2 separate regions of the Homo sapiens genome follow, and region 2 is linked to region 1. Evidence: chromatin loops called from intact Hi-C (ENCODE). Cell type or tissue: PC-9. All regions are shown on one strand.

Evidence for each region. Peaks named below come from ENCODE experiments on the same cell type or tissue, not always from the same donor. Only the 100,000 strongest peaks of a DNase experiment are listed, where the experiment ranks them.
Region 2: it touches region 1 in a loop (2.9-fold over the local background); 6 of 110 quality-filtered maps call a loop at or near these places.

The regions. Positions count from the first base shown.
Region 1 is chr18:1,480,702-1,488,701 of GRCh38, forward strand. No RefSeq gene overlaps it. Among named protein-coding and RNA genes, the nearest start is that of LINC00470, 130 kb to the left of the region's middle. In PC-9, no CTCF peak of the experiment used is centred here; no DNase peak of the experiment used is centred here.
Region 2 is chr18:870,703-878,702 of GRCh38, forward strand. No RefSeq gene overlaps it. Among named protein-coding and RNA genes, the nearest start is that of ADCYAP1, 30 kb to the right of the region's middle. In PC-9, no CTCF peak of the experiment used is centred here; no DNase peak of the experiment used is centred here.

The DNA.
Region 1 (8,000 bases):
TTTAGCAATTAAATCAACTTGAGTATACACTTACAACATAATATGAAATAATAAACATTATAATTGAATGTGCTACCAATGTTATTATGTACACTATATTCACATATTCAAGTGCATAATATTCACTAATTGTCATGGAAATGCAAATAAAAAACACAATGCAATATTATCTCACCCTAGTTAAAATGGCTATTATCCAAAAGACAGAAAATAACAAATGCTAGTGAGGATATAAAGAAAGGGGAACACTCGTACACTGTTGATGAGAATGTAAATTAATGCAGCCACTGTGGAAAACAATATAGAGCTTCCTCCAAAAACTAAAAATAGAATTACCATATGAACCTACAATCCTCCTGCTGGGTATATATCCAAAAGAATGAAAATCGGTATATCGAAGAGATGGCTGCACTCCCATGTTTATTGCTGCGCTACTCACAGTGGCCAAAATATGGAATCAACCTAATTGCCTATCAATGGATGAATAGATATAGAAAATGTGAAACCTAGACATGACCACAAGATGACTATCCATACTTAAGTTATAGTACAATAGTCCTTTAAAACAAAGACAAACATTGAAGACATAATTTTCTATTGTTTTTTACTACTTTGATAATCTCAACATGTTTCATTTTTATATATTTTACAAATGTGATGTAAATAATTTTTGTCAACTAGATGGTGACTTTGTTTTTCCATATTAAAAAAAGCAACAAATTTTATGTAAATTTGAAGCTCAAGCCAAAGTTCCTTTTGTAGTGAAAAAGCTAGTAGATGCCCTATATTGTGGTATTAAGCTATGTTAAGCTATCTGTGCTAATGTAGTTATTGTGGCAAAAAGATTTACAGAATCTGAGTCAGTGAGTCCAATTAGTTCTTTCCTGAATAATGGTTAGGATGGTACAAATTTACTATTTACCTCCACATTCAAGTCATGCAATCAACAGCAATGACTTTAAGTGCCTTGAAAGTGAATAAAAGCTGCATCACAAAGGATAATGCTTTGAATTGAAGATTCATGTGACAGCCACTGTACTACAAATAAAATGTAAATATTTCATTGAGACAGAGCCTAAAAGATGGAGGATATCAGACTCCAGGTCCCACTGATGCACACAGCTCTGGGAGGAGTGAACCATGACTATAAACCACAGTCCTACTAAATGGTAACAACTGGGCTGGAGAGGCCACTATAATTGACCCAAATGACTGTATTCTTTCCATTTTTCGTGGTCTCCTGGACTGATCATTATTTGTTTTTTCTATATTTCTATTAAGCCATCCTGCCCAAAGGCAGTGGCTTAGATTCAATTCCATTTTAATTATGGTCCAGTAACAACCTTTATCATTGTTGTTAATATTGATATATTTCAGTGTCCTTCTAATTTTGGGTTTTTCTTCTACCAGCTCTACCCAATTCAAACTATTCTTTTCCATGTCCAAGATTCAATAAGCTCTTTATGAAACTCTAAATACGTCATTCAAAAGCATTTGATGGCACCTAGAGAATATATTTTAAGCTCTCCAGCAGGATATTTAAGGTCCTCCGTGGTCTTCTTCCTAAAATTTTCTTACCTCCAACACACTCCTCCATATACCCAGTGTTCCAATGTTGTTTGCTTTCTCTGGCATATTTCTGAGAAAGAAGGCTGTTAGCTGCAGTGTACAAAACTGCCATTTATTGTGAAATATCTGATTGTGTCAAACTATTTAATTAAAAAAGACGTCCTTTTGAATGATAACCCAAGGAAAAGAAATTAATCCTTCTCCGTCTGTTCATCTAGTCATGCAGATTGCTTTATTTGCTTTAGAATAATGTTTTGTTATATGCTTTAGAATAATATGTGTTTTTTAGAATCAGTGACATTAAATAAGTTCGGTTATATATTTTTGTAAATCATGTTAATGCAACTGTCTGGCCAAAGAAAGTGGACACAAAAATGAATAAATACATAAAAATAAACACGTGAATAAAACTGTATTTTTGATAGTTTTACCTGCATGTGTATTTGTTGTTTTTTATGAAGTAAAAGAAAACAAAGACTTCTGGAGGAGAACTGGTTTCTAAAAAACACAATATTCCTGTTCATATTTTACAAACTTTGATCTCTAGATGATTTATAATCTTATTTCTACAATTAAAAAATAAAAACATTTCAATCGAAAGAATAAATGTTATTTCCAGGACATGGACCAGGACTGAAGAAGGATCATTTCAACCAGAGGAAACATTACAATGGTTCTGAGCAGTCAAAGGTCATGGTGCTTCTGGGAGCACGTGCAAAGTCTGGTTTGATCTGAGTATAATCTGGGTGATACAGAATAGGGGGCGATGAGGCTGCTAGAGTTGGGCAAAGGAGGACCTTGTATAGTATAACAAGATTTGGGGCTTAATCCTGTAGTCTATGAGGCTTATTGAAAGTTCAAAGCAGGATTTTGTATCATCCTTTCTGTAGTTTAGGTGAAGAAATCATTTGTCAGTGAAGGAGATGAATTGGAGAGACTTGGAGTGTAGACTGCCAATGAGTCCACAACATAAACTGTTTGGCATGAACAAAGGAAATGGCAGAGCAAACATAAGATGGGAGAGTTAGCTTAGCACTAATTAGGAGCTAAAACTGATGGCACCAGTTTACTGATTGAATGTGAAAAGATACGAGAGAGGAGTTTAGTTAATCGAAGTTTCTACAATGAGCAACTGAGTGGTTGGAGTTGCCATCAAATTAGACAACAATGTGTTAATCACATACTGTGTGGGGGGTACTATAGAACACTTGAGAGGTGGTGGAAATAAACAAGACATGCTTTCTGTCATGTTGAATAACTGTTTTTCTCTGTTATGTCCTCTTGGCATGAGACACACTTTTGAGACAATGACTCACTATTGGCAGAGACTTTGTCAGATGGTAGGCTTTATGTATAAGTTCTGGTAGTTCTCAATGGCTTTATTGCACAACTGGCTTGAAAGTTTCTTTATACTTTTTCTTTAGACAAAGAAAAAGCACCATAAAAGCTGCCCTAAATCTAAAGCAAACTTTTGATTTAACAGTAAAATCTGAATTACTGCAGTTTTTCCAGCCACTGAATGTCAATGGATCTTCTGAAGTTTCTTTCCCCTCTTTTTGTAACAATTACAAAAATGATTAAAGGCACTTCTATGTGTGTATGCATACACACACACACATACACACACATGCACACACACACACACCTGTGAGGGAGCAGAACATGATGCTCAATTAACAATTCTGAAAGATTAATACACAAACACACACACACACACACACACACCTGTGAGGGAGCAGAACATGAAAACATAATGTGCAATTAACAATGCTGAAAGTTTAACACACACACACACACACACACACACACGGGTTATATCTTTATTTGAATAAACTTTCCATCAAAGAGAGTGAAACTTACAGGCAATATGAATGAGAGAATGTGTCCAAAAGTTGTGAAAAACTACCCCAGGAAAATATCTCTTTTAAAATTAGGTTTTTATAAACAGTGCATTTAATGAAGCATATTAGTCCTTTTCCATATTAAATTGGATTATCACATTTTTTCTTGTTTGTTTTAATGCCTCAGGATTCAAGACTGAAATCAATCATTTACTGATCCAGATTAAAGTCTGTATATATAGATATATACATGTATGGGTTTACCAATAATATTGATAAAATATTCTCATGAATCTTTTGTGAAGCAATGGAAAAACACTGAAAAGGCTTATATTCACTGTCTGGAGAAATGAGATCCAACCACAAGCGTATAAGCAAAGTAGACACAAAAGTAGGGCAATAATAGCATTTTGATTGCTTTTGCTAATAAACTTTTCCATTTCCTTAAAACAAAAAGATTGTTAGTTCATTTTAATGTGGCATTTCTGATGCTTACAAAGTATTATGTGCTTTTTAGAAGAAAAATTTCCTTAAAATATAGATATGTGCAATGTACCACTTTCTTTCATGCTTGCTATTTCTAAAACCCAAAGAGAGAGTAGACTGACTGAAATGAAAGTTGCATTCCAATACGTTCTTATAGGAATTAGACATATAACAAATATATAGCGCTAACAATTAATAAATGTGCTGTATAGTATATAAAACTAACACTAATACAAGTATTGGTCTTATTTTATATAGTATTGCCTTTTGCTCAGTTTTCTTCTAAATGATTTCAATTGTACTTACTGTTTTAGGTCCCTGATTAGAAATACCCACAGTATAATAATGTAATAAGCATAAAAAGTAGTTGAATTTTGAAATAACTGAAATTAATGCTTATCGATGTGAAATTACGTTATTATTTTTCTTTCTTTTTACTATAAAAGTTGCATGCAGAATGTAGTGAAGAACTTATATTAACACCTAAATTTTTCCTCATCTTTAGAATTCTACCAGTATAGCTCTGAAATCTATTGCTATAATTGGACCTATTGATTGACCACCCAATCCCCAGGGTTCAAATGCAGCAGTTCTTAGCTGGGACTGAAATGTGTGTGTGTGTGTGTGCACGTGTGCATGCACGCGCACTTTAATAGTATTTGAAGTGGAATCTGGAAATTCCATTCCCTCGCTGAAGCTTTCCTCACTGACTCCACCTAAATGTGAGCTCTCACTCACCTGGACTCCTTTTACTCCTTGGTTCTTTCACTTTTATAGTATTAATAATGGAAGTAATTGTATCATATTTTTTTCTGAGCATATTGCATGTGAATTTCCAGATTACATAGTATCTGGAAACAGACTATCTGCTTCAAATACTATTTATCATAAGAGATAAATGAGGGCAGCCAGTTTAGGGAGCAACTGCATTAGTCCTTATCAATGTTTCTCAACTTGTATTCCCTTCATCACAGGGTGTATGAGAAAAGTATTTATTTAGTGTAGGCTTTCCCAAAAGTATCAGACCACAGGACCTCTTGGGTATGTAAAGCTCTCAGCTACTCAGAATTTACTTTCAACACCAAAACTCATTGTTAAATGTAGATCCAGTCCATGGTTCCTGAATGCTAAAAATGTTCCATACATCAAAAAAGTATTTCCACTTAGTATATAGTCTAGTTTTTAAGAGCATAGTATCTGGAAACAGACTGGTTCAAATACTAACTGGCTCTGTCATTTGCTAGCTGCTTGACCTCTAGCAAGGTACCTAATGTCTCTTTTTTTAGTTTTATCTTATTAAAATTAGGATAACAAATATAACACCTTCCTAGGATTTATATGAGGTTTGAATGAATTAATATATAAAATACATTATATATTAATGTTAATATATAACATTATATTTTAATATATTAATATTAATACATATTAATTGGGAACAGTGCCTTGCACATTGCCTGCACTGTATAAGCATTTGCTCTCACTGTAACTACTAGTAATACTAATAGTAGGGCATTACTGCTATCATTTAAGGACACTGAACACAATTATAATTTTGTTCTATTAATAGTAATATATTGTGAGTACGTTAATCTCTCCCCTCTGAAAATGTGTTTCAAAATAAATTAAAAATATTTTGTATTATTAATCCCTTGCAAATGTTTGTTGCACACCCACCAAGTAAATGACAATATCCTGACCATTGTACAGAAAAATGATAAACAAGATTTAATTCTCGGCCTTAAAGAACTTGTAACCTAAAGTCAATTTTCCATGTAGTCACACTGAAATCTGCCACTGACAACCTGCATACTCACATAGATCTGTCGATGAGTCTCTTAAATCTTTCATGTAGTCATGAAAAACTACCGCAGGTATTTCTATCCGTTATCTGGAGAAACCCACATACAATATGCTCAGAAAAAAAAGATACAATTTTGTCTATAATCAACACTATAAAAGTGAAAGAACCAAGGAGTAAAAGGAGTACAGAGGAGTGAGAGCTCACTTTTAGGTGGAGTGAGTGAGGAAAGCTTCAGAGAGAGAATGGAATTGCAGCCAGATTTTGAAAAATGTTTTCAATTGCAATAGTAAAGAGGTGAAAAATTGACAAGGTAAGGAAAAGTGGTGGTGGCTGTGCATTTTAGATTGCAAGAATGACACAAACATGCAGGTGGCGAAAGCTACATTTTGTGTAGGAAGAGCAGCTCAGGTGTGGAGAGTAGTGAAGGTATGAAATTTTACTCTAGTCAAAGTCTCAAGGTTCTAGATTTCAAAATTACTAAAAAGAATTGTGCCAACCTTTTTCCCCCAGTCTTGCTGATCTATGATTAATCTTTAAAAATTTTACAAAAAAAAATCGAACATTTTTGACAGTAAGACAAAAATAAAAAGGCCAATGCTGAAAAAGGAATTACTAATTTTATTTATACTCTGCATTTATAAATGACCTCTCCTAATGTTTAGTTAATATGAGGTGAACTTACCCATGATTACCCGAGATCATACGAATAAACATTGGAGAACTAAAATTACATTTACTAGCAATATACAGCTTTAAAGACTAAGCTGGATTGTGACAGTTTTTAAAAAGTCCAGAAAGGAAATGGGTAAGGTATTTTGACCAAGAATAGCCCCGTTCTTTGATTGAGCTTTATAGGAATTCTCACAGGATGGAAAAAATGAACTCTCTTGAAGATATCTTCCCAGAAAGAGTCTACCCTAAAATGCGGTGTGAAGAAATATTACTGTTACAGTCACAGTGACTACTTAGATGGTATCAGGAAAAAGCCAACCTAGAATGTAACCAGTGAAAACAAAATGCTCTACTGTGGGGAATTGATGTATTTTACAGCTTCTTGGTGAAATGAGAAAGACAGTAATTGAATGACAAGAGGAAAGAGAAGAGACATGGGCATCTCAAGGCTGAGCAAAGAGAAAGTTGGAGAATAAGAATGTGTCAGACTGTCATTCAACACTATTGAGCAGAGAAAGTTCCAGGGCTGGAGGGAACCTGTCGGCACTGCTTTCTCTGGGTGATGGCAGGACATAGAGCCCTAGGTGGAATGCTGGCCAGATTCCAGTCCCTCCGCTGAGCATGCTTATGCAGGGTACAACCTGCACAAATGCACATTGTGACAATGACAGGGTTACAGTAGTATTTAGTAACCTTCATAGGAATAATCTCAAGAAACAAGGTTATTTCATCACACTACCAAAACTCACTGATAATATGCCTCAAGACCTGTGTGTATTCTGACCATGGATTTTTGCTCAGCAAACCTCTAGTCTTAATATTTCCTAAGAAACAGGGTAACTGTGAGCTTCTCAGGCATATGCAACAGTAAATGTTACAAAATGGGCAATCTGGCCAAGAAAATAATAATAAAGTATGAGTATGTGGTAGGGAGAATAATGCCCCCCTAATATCCACACCCTAAGAAAATTACAGCCATATTTATTAAATGTAAGGTGCGGTGGGCAGGGGAGAGGGAGCAAAGCACGTTCACGAATGAGTTCTCAAATTGACTCTCAGAACTTATGTCCAGTGACATAGAAACCACCTTCCCAAATGGCAGAGCCTTTCTTTCCCTGGAGATAGTGGCAGAGGGAGTGGCGGCCACTGAAGCCACGGAGGATATGGGAATACAGTACCTTAAAAGGCAAAGGGACTTTACTACGTGTAATTAAGGTTAAGGACCTCAAAATAGAGAGAAGTCCTTGTTATTTGGTTGGGCCTAATCTAAACCCATGAGTCCTTAAACCACAGAACATTTTCTGGCTGGAGTCAGAGATAGTGTGGAAGACGAAGCAGAAGATAGATGTGGAAGAAAGGGAAGTCCTGAGATGCAGGGGCCATGTGTGAGAAATAGAAAGAGGCCTCTTAAAGCTGTGGAGGCCCCTAGCTGTCAGTCAGCAAGGGAACGGAGACCTGAGTCCTACAACAGTAAAGAATGGGATTCTATCAACAACCTGGATGAGCTTGGATGCGGTTCTTCCCAGAGCCCATAGGCGTCAGCCTATGAGACCTGAAGCAGAGAAACCTGTGGCCCAAACCAAACTTCTAACTGCAGTCTATGAGACAACAAACTTGTGCTATTTTAT
Region 2 (8,000 bases), 610 kb before region 1:
TACAAAAAATAAAATATTAGCTGAGTGCAGTGGTGTGCACCTGTGGCCCCAGCTACTTGAGAGGCTGAGGAAAGAGGATCATTTGAGCCCAGGAAGTTGAGGCTACAGTGAGCTATGATCATACTGCCGCTGCACTCTAGCCTGAGTGACAAAGTGAGACTGGTCTCAAAAAAAAATTTTGTTTAGTATGCTTGGGTAATGGGTGATATGTTTTGGCTGTGTCCCCATCCAAATCTCATTTTGAATTGTAGCTCCCCATAATTCCCACATGTTATGGTAGGAACCCGGTGAAGATAATTGAATCATGGGGGCAGCTTCCCCCATCCTGTTCTCGCGGAAGTAAGTCTCACGAGATCTGATGGCTTCATAAGGGGAAACCCCTTTCACTTGGCTCTCATTTCTTTCTTGTCTGCCACCATGTAAGACATGCCCTTCACCTCCCGCCATGATTGTGAGGCCTCCCCAGCCACATGGAACTGTGAGTCCATTAAACCTCTTTTTCTTTACAAATTACTCAGTCTCAGGTATGTCTTTATCGGCAGTGTGAAAATGGACTGATACAATAGATAAACACAAAGCATGAAAGAACCCCAGAAACCATGGAGAAAACAGAACCTCTGGAGATTGCCATGAGTGCTAAGCCAGCTCTAAACACATATATGAACTAAGTGAAGTTTGTCTTCAGTGCCATTTGGGGACCTGGCCTTCACTCAAACCATCATCCTCCCTCTGTTCAGTTTCCCAGTGCCATCAATCTACCCAGGCAGACCAGAGTCATCCACACAGTTGTCTTCCCAACTTCAGAACACATTTTTCCTATTGCCCCCCATCAGAAGTAGCTCTCAGTTATCATACTGGGAAGGTCTGATAAACTCACTCTCCCTAAGCTCTATTCACTGACGAGTGAAAAACATGATTCTTCCATGAGCGTTTCCCCAGTCCCTTTTATGAGAGTTGAGCTGTGATGGGGAGATTTCCTTTTCACCACCTGTTATCTTTTCTCAAATCCTACCATTAACCTAATTCCTAAGGGTTTGAAGATTTTTGGCTTTTAATGGACCTCTATTAAAATATATTTTACTACTCTACCAGCCAAAACCAGCTAGTTGAAGAGGTGGGAAAAGAATGGGGGCCGGGCATGGTGGCTCATGCCTGTAATCCCAGCACTTTGGGAGGCTGAGGTGGGCGGATCACAAGGTCAAGAGATCGAGACCATCCTGGCTAACACAGTGAAACCCTGTCTCTACCGAAAATACAAAAATTAGCCGGGCATGGTGGCGGGCGCCTGTAGTCCCAGCTACTCGGGAGGCTGAGGCAGGAGAATGGCGTGAACCTGGGAGGCGGAGGTTGCAGCGAGCTGAGATTGCGCCACTGCAGTCCATCCAGCCTGGGCAACAGAGCAAGACTCCGCCTCAAAAAAAAAAAAAAAAAAAGAATGGGGAATAAAGGTTGAAGGAAGGCATGGGGCATGGGTGACATGTGGCTATAGAACCTTGGAAGGACTCTGGAAGCAGAGGGAGAAACCTGCCTTGTTGGGTGGAGTTAATTTCTAAAACTTTGATTTTATGGTCTTACACATAACCATGTGGAAGGAAATCTGGAGAAAATGATACAGGTAACTGTATGGCTGCCTCATCCACCTAGAGGAAGGTGGTCTTGGTCCAACTTCTAGAAACAGAAAAGCAATGGGAATAAGGCACAGTGGGAAAAGTGTGGGCTGGCTCTGGTCTCACCTTTGCCACTGGGCAGCCATATGAACTTGGTGCAGTTATTTAACCTTCCTGGGTCAGAATCTTCAAAGGTGACATATGGGGATCAGACTAGATGATTGTTTTATAGGGCACCTCTGGCTAGAAACCCACTTTCTGATAATCATGAATATGGTGAATGGGATTCACCCCTTCTTTGCAAGGATGGTACAATACTGTAGGTTCTGAGCTCCTCTGCCTGTGAAATCCCTCATTTCTTAAAAGATCCCATCTCTGTCTCCTGTTGCCAGCCACATCCTTTTCAAGGGCCACCATACTTAGCACATAGCATCTTTCTCTTTTACTTTGATAGTGATCATTTTTTCCTTAAACCTTTCAAATTGTTGTTTTTGGCTTTAAATTTAGGAGTATACCTTCCATGGGACTTTGGACCTAGGTCATCTCCCAGGGAGGGACACTGTGGGCAGCAGTGAATCCTGGAAGCAGGATCAGAAGCAAGACAGAAATAGCAGAGGTGAGTCTGGGGTTTAGCTTGAGAATAGATCAAGTGAAAAACTCCCCTTAGGGGTGAAGAGCAAGTACCGAATCAGGAGCAAGCATCGATTCAGAAATGCAGGCACAGACACAATATCCATAGATCAAGAAGCCTCTAAACCACAGAAGACTTCTCACATAATCCCAGATGCACCAGGACCCAGTGTTTGGCCTTTTCAGGGCATGGCCAAGCTAATGTTGAAAGGCTGCAGTGAGCTGGAGGCCATTATCCTAAGTGAATTAACGCAGGAACAGAAAACAAAATACCGCATGTTCTCACTTACAAGTGAGATCTAAACATTGGGTACTCATGGACGTGCAGATGGCAACAGCAGACAGTGGGGACTACTAAAGCCGGGAGTGAGGAGGGGGGAAAGGAGTGAAAAATCAACTATTGGGTACTATGCTCCCTACCTGGGTGATGGCATCACTTGTATCCCAGACCTCAGCATCACACAGTATACCCAAGCAACAACCTGCACGTGTACTGAATCTAAAAGTTGAAATTATAAATAAAATAAAATATTCTAATTTCCAGACCAAAAAAAAATGTAAAAGAAAAGCTGCTGCAATGTAAGAGCTGACCACTCTGGGTAGATTCTGCTCTGCTGGTTGTGAAATAGAGTTATAAAGCAGACAAAATGTATGTGTGTTTGTGTGGAAAGAGGTAGGGAGTGCTGAGTGACTGGCCTAAGATGTCATCCCATTCTGAATACTTAAATATTAAAATGTCTTCAAAAGCGGGTTGGGCGTGGTGGCTCATGCCTGTAATCCCAGCATTTTGGGAGGCCAAGGCAGGTGGATCATGAGGTCAGGAGTTCAAGACTAGCCTGGCCAACATGGTGAAACCCCATCTCTACTGAAAATACAAAAATTAGCCTGGCATGGTGGTGGGTGCCTGTAATCCCAGCTACCCAGGAGGCTGAGGCAGGAGAATCGCTTGAACCCGGGAGGCGGAGGTTGCAGTGAGCCAAGATCACGCCACTGCACTCTAGCCTGGGCAACAAGAGCAAAACTCCGTCTTAAAAAAAAAAAATCTTCAAAACTTCCTGAATAGGTGGTTATTTTATCATTTTTTTTTTTTTGTAAAGTGAAAGCAAATTTATTATGAAAGTGAAAGAATAAAAGAATGGCTACTCCTTAGACAGAACAGCTCGGAGGGCAGCTGGTTGCTCATTTTTATGGTTATTTCTTGATGATATGCTAAGCTAGGGGTGGATTATTCATGCTTCCCCTTTTTAGACCACATAGGGTAACTTCCTGACATTTGTAAACTGTCATGGTGCTGGTGGGAGTGTAGCAGTGAGGACGATCAGAGGTCACTCTCATGGCCGTTTTGGTTTTGGTGGGTTTTGGCCGGCTCCTTCACTGAAACCTGTTTTATCAGCAAGGTCTTTATGACCTGTATTTTGTGCTGACCTCCTATTTCATCCAGTGACTTAGAATGGCTTAACCATCTGGGAATGCAGCTGGTAGGTTTCAGCTTCATTTTACCCAGCTCCTATTTAAGATGGAGTTGCTCTGGTTCACATGCCTCTGACATTTCCCCCCTTCTTTTTATAAGAGAACACTTAATCCTAAGGATTGCAGAGGGATGAAGATCCATCTTCTGTAACTTCTTAGGCTGAATAGGGGCAATGATATTCCTGCCTAACTATGAGGGTCTCTTGCATTCAGGGTAGAGAGGAGCTCAGTCAGAAAGCATCAGTATAGTAAGGTCCATTCATAAGTCTTGAGTTTCGACAAAAAGTGGTATCTGGAAGATTATTAAGTGTTTAAGAAAACATTCAGTAAACTTGTCCTGTATTCCTACACAAAGAATATAACAGCAATATATTCCACAAGAGTAAAGCAAAATAAGTAAAGTGATTCCAAGTAAACTAAATTAGAAGGGTTTTCATGAACTGGGCCACTGTTGGAACTAAGCTGATATGGGGTTGCTAGATGATTCCACTGTGTGCCTAGGATTAGAATATTGATCCAGATTTTTGCATTACCAAACCTCTTGTTTCTTCTGAGTAGCAGTCAGAGATTACTGATTGGTTCACAAGAATAAGCAGGGTTAGCCTAAATTCCAGAAACAAACTTAAAAACAACTAATGAGACTAGAATTTAATACCAAGTGTACCACAGTTCTTGAAACATAATATTTCTCTCTCCAGTTTCCCATTTTTACTAAAGACAAATCATGGTAAGACTGATTTGCTTTATTATACTTGGCCTGATTATTTGCATAAAATGCAGCAGGAATAATTATTTTTCACATAAGCTCTTTTAAAATTGGCTTTGATGGAACTCTGTTCCATAGAAGGAATTTTAGATAAGACTTTTTAAAAGCTGAACCCAGCCATAGGTTTGTACCCTCAAATACCTATGAGTTAGGTACATTTCTTTCCTCTTGAGGTCCCAAGGTAAATTGGGGCTCCTGGACCTGTTAGAAAGTGACATTCTTTATTTACCACAGGTTAGAAACCTTGTACAAGGACTATTGTAGGCAAGGCATGAGGCCAGTTCCCCATGGGGCTTTTATTGGCTCTGTAAGTTTAATTCCTTAAAGGAAAACACACCATTCCAGTAAAATAACCAGTAAAATTCCTTGGTAAAATAACCAGTAAAATTCCTTGGTAAAATAACCAATTTCTCAAATTGTGTCCTGTTACAAAAGAAAACAGATTCTTATTGCACTTATGCAAATAACTATATTGCCATAAGTTAAGAATACTCACAACTAGTTTCCAAAGTCTGGAGAAATTAGGTAGAGAGAAAAAAATGTGCTCCAAATTTTGTTCACAGCAGTATAATTTACTTAATTGCAACAAGCTGTAAATAGCTCAAAAGAAAAGTTTCATTGACTCTGAAAAACAAAACAAAGGGTCAGCAGTGTTTAAAGCAAAGTTAAAAAGATTACTTCAGTTTTCTGCTGGTTCAGTTAATTCAGTTAACTCCTTTTCTGTTTGATATTCATGAACATTCCAGGTCTTCATGAGAGTTCTGAAAGTTGTTTCCTCTATTCTAATGTTACAATTTCCAAAGTTATTAGAAACCTGCATTTAAGAACACCTGCTAGAGTTCTATAGTTGTTTATCATGATTTTCTTACCACTATTTAATTTACAAAGAAACTTAGCATTTATACTATAGTTTATGTTGACATTGTGCCAACTGGGGCTTTCAAATTTTGCCTAATTGGGTTATGTATGGAACCAACATTCTTGGGGAAAACAAGAGTAATTCATTTAACTCTCACAATAATCCCATGAGATAGGTATGGAGAATGAGGAAAATGAATTTCAAAGAGGTTAAGTAACTTGTCCAAGAGCAATTAGAGGGACCATAATGGAACTGGGATTCAAATATAAGCCTGTTAGACCACCTGAAACCCAAGAAAATTTCTCCACTATATGTGCCATCATCAACGGGGAACAAAAATAGTTTCTCTGTTAGAACATTGTAGCTATTGTAGCATGAAAGGACAAATCAAGGTTTTCTTCACTTTTATTTTCTGCCAAAACTCTCAGCTCATTACATCTGTGGAACTTTGTTTTTTCTAGTGAGGGGTGAAGCAGCCAAAATAAAAAACAATCGTTATGAAAAAATATCTTTAGAGTTTCCCTAAGGGAGAACATAGGTTAGAGAGAAAATCCTGTGACTGCTAAGAGCCAGGGGTCTGTGCATGCACCTGTCCCCCATCCAAAAGGATGATCTAATGGGAAAAGCACGTTTGTTCAGTGAGAGCAGAGAGTAGAGTTGAGAAGGGTCCCAGAGTTCTGCTTCCCCTCCCTGGGTTCTATATGTGTGTTTGTGCATGTGTGTAGCATAATAAATTCGACTCTAGGTAGGCTAGTGGTGTGTGAGTGCTTCCTTTCCCAAGTAAGGCTGGGGGACACCCAAGCTTTGCAGAGAAGCCCCCTCCCACCAAAGCTTGGCATGGCAGTGGCAAATGCCTGTGAGAGTGGTGGCCTAGGCAGGGTGCCTGGGTCTTGTTCCCCACACTGCCCACCACCAGTCATGGCGAGTGGGACAGGAGAGCACTGGAAAGTTTCTCGTGCTCTCAAGAGAGGCTCAAGATTGGCTGAGAGAAGCCGGATGGAGTAGAAGTGGCTGCCAATCACGATGAAGGGGAGCCGTCAGCAGATGCTGCATGGCCCATTTGAAAGAGAAACCACAGCTGGCATAGATGCCCCTCACTAAAGACCCAGCAAGGTGAGTACTAGCTCTGTGGAGGCCCTGGAGGGTGGAGAGCCATCAAGAACCAGATGCCGCTGGCCCTGGGGGCTCATGCCTGCAATCCCAGTACTTTGGGAGGCAGAAGCGTTGGAGACTAGGGGCTCATTTGAGCCCAGAAATTTGAGACCAGCCTGGACAACACAGTGAGACCCTGTCTCTTAAAAAAAAAAATTAGCCAGGTGTGGCGGCACATGCCTGTAGTCCAAGCTACTCAGGAGGCTGAAGCGGAAGAATCGCTTCAGCCTGGGAGGTCAAGGCTGCAGCGAGCTGTGATTGCATCATTGCCCTCCAGCCTGGGTGACAGAGCAGGACCGTCTCTCAAAAAAACCAAAAACCAAAAAACAAAAAACAAAAAACAAGAACAACAACAAAAAACCCCAGTTGCTTCTCCCACTCAAATATAGGCACTTCCACAAGCTCTCTAAAACTCATACCTTTAGGTTAAAGTGGAACATAAGGTCCTTGGATTTTCCTGGGAAAAAAATTCTGACTTAACTAATAACATCAATTTTTTTGTAATGATTGATTTGACTGAGTTTACCTAGAAATTATTAGATTAAACTTTCGCTAATAGTAATGGAAGCTCAGGGAAACAATTAAATCCTGTTATAAGAAAATAAAAATACGGTTTTACTCACTTTAGTCATTGACTATAAAAACCCATTCCCCTGTATATAATAACGCAAAACACATCCCAATATGTTCTGCCTGCCTCCGTGTTTTCCCACAGTTTTCCATTGGTTTCTTTCTTATTTCCTCCCACACAGGCTGAATTGCTAGGCTGTCCCTGTCAGCTTTCTTGGATTTAAAGGTCAGGAGCTCCAGGGGATCTCGAAGGTGTCAGATTGTTAGTTATTATTGTAATAACTGTTCAGTTAACTAAAAGCTTTATGAATTTGCATATTGAAAAGTTTCAGATGGTTGCTATTTATTTTAGCTTGCTCCTTTTGCAATAAAAGCTTTCTATTTAATTATTAATTTGGCTGTTATTCCTGGCAATTCTTGGCTATAAATAAATGTTTTCAAAACACTATCCAAAAACCACTAAGGGTTTTTTCCTAGTGGTAGAGCTGTTCTATTTGAGATTCGGATGCTGTAAGTAGTGTTTAACAATGAATAAATACTACTGATATAAATTAAATTTAAATAATAGTTTCTTCATGATTTTGGGAGGGCTGGGAGCATTGTGTATATAATAGTTTAATATAATAATAATATTATAATAATAGTTTCTTCATGATTTTGGAAGTGACTGCATTGATAGTTTAGACAAAACTTGTGATGTCTTAACTGTAATTGGAGGACCAAAAGAATTCTGTTATTTAAATAACTGTTGGAGATTGTAATGACTGGTTTTATGTGTCAATTTGGATAGGCTATAGTGCCTAATTGTTCAATCAAACACTAATCTAAGTGTTGCTGTGAAGGTATTTTGTAAATATGGTTAACAGCTACAATTAATTGAGTTTAAGTAAAGGAGACTATTCTTGTGTGTGGGCCTCATTCGATCTGTTGAAAGCCGAAGAGCAAA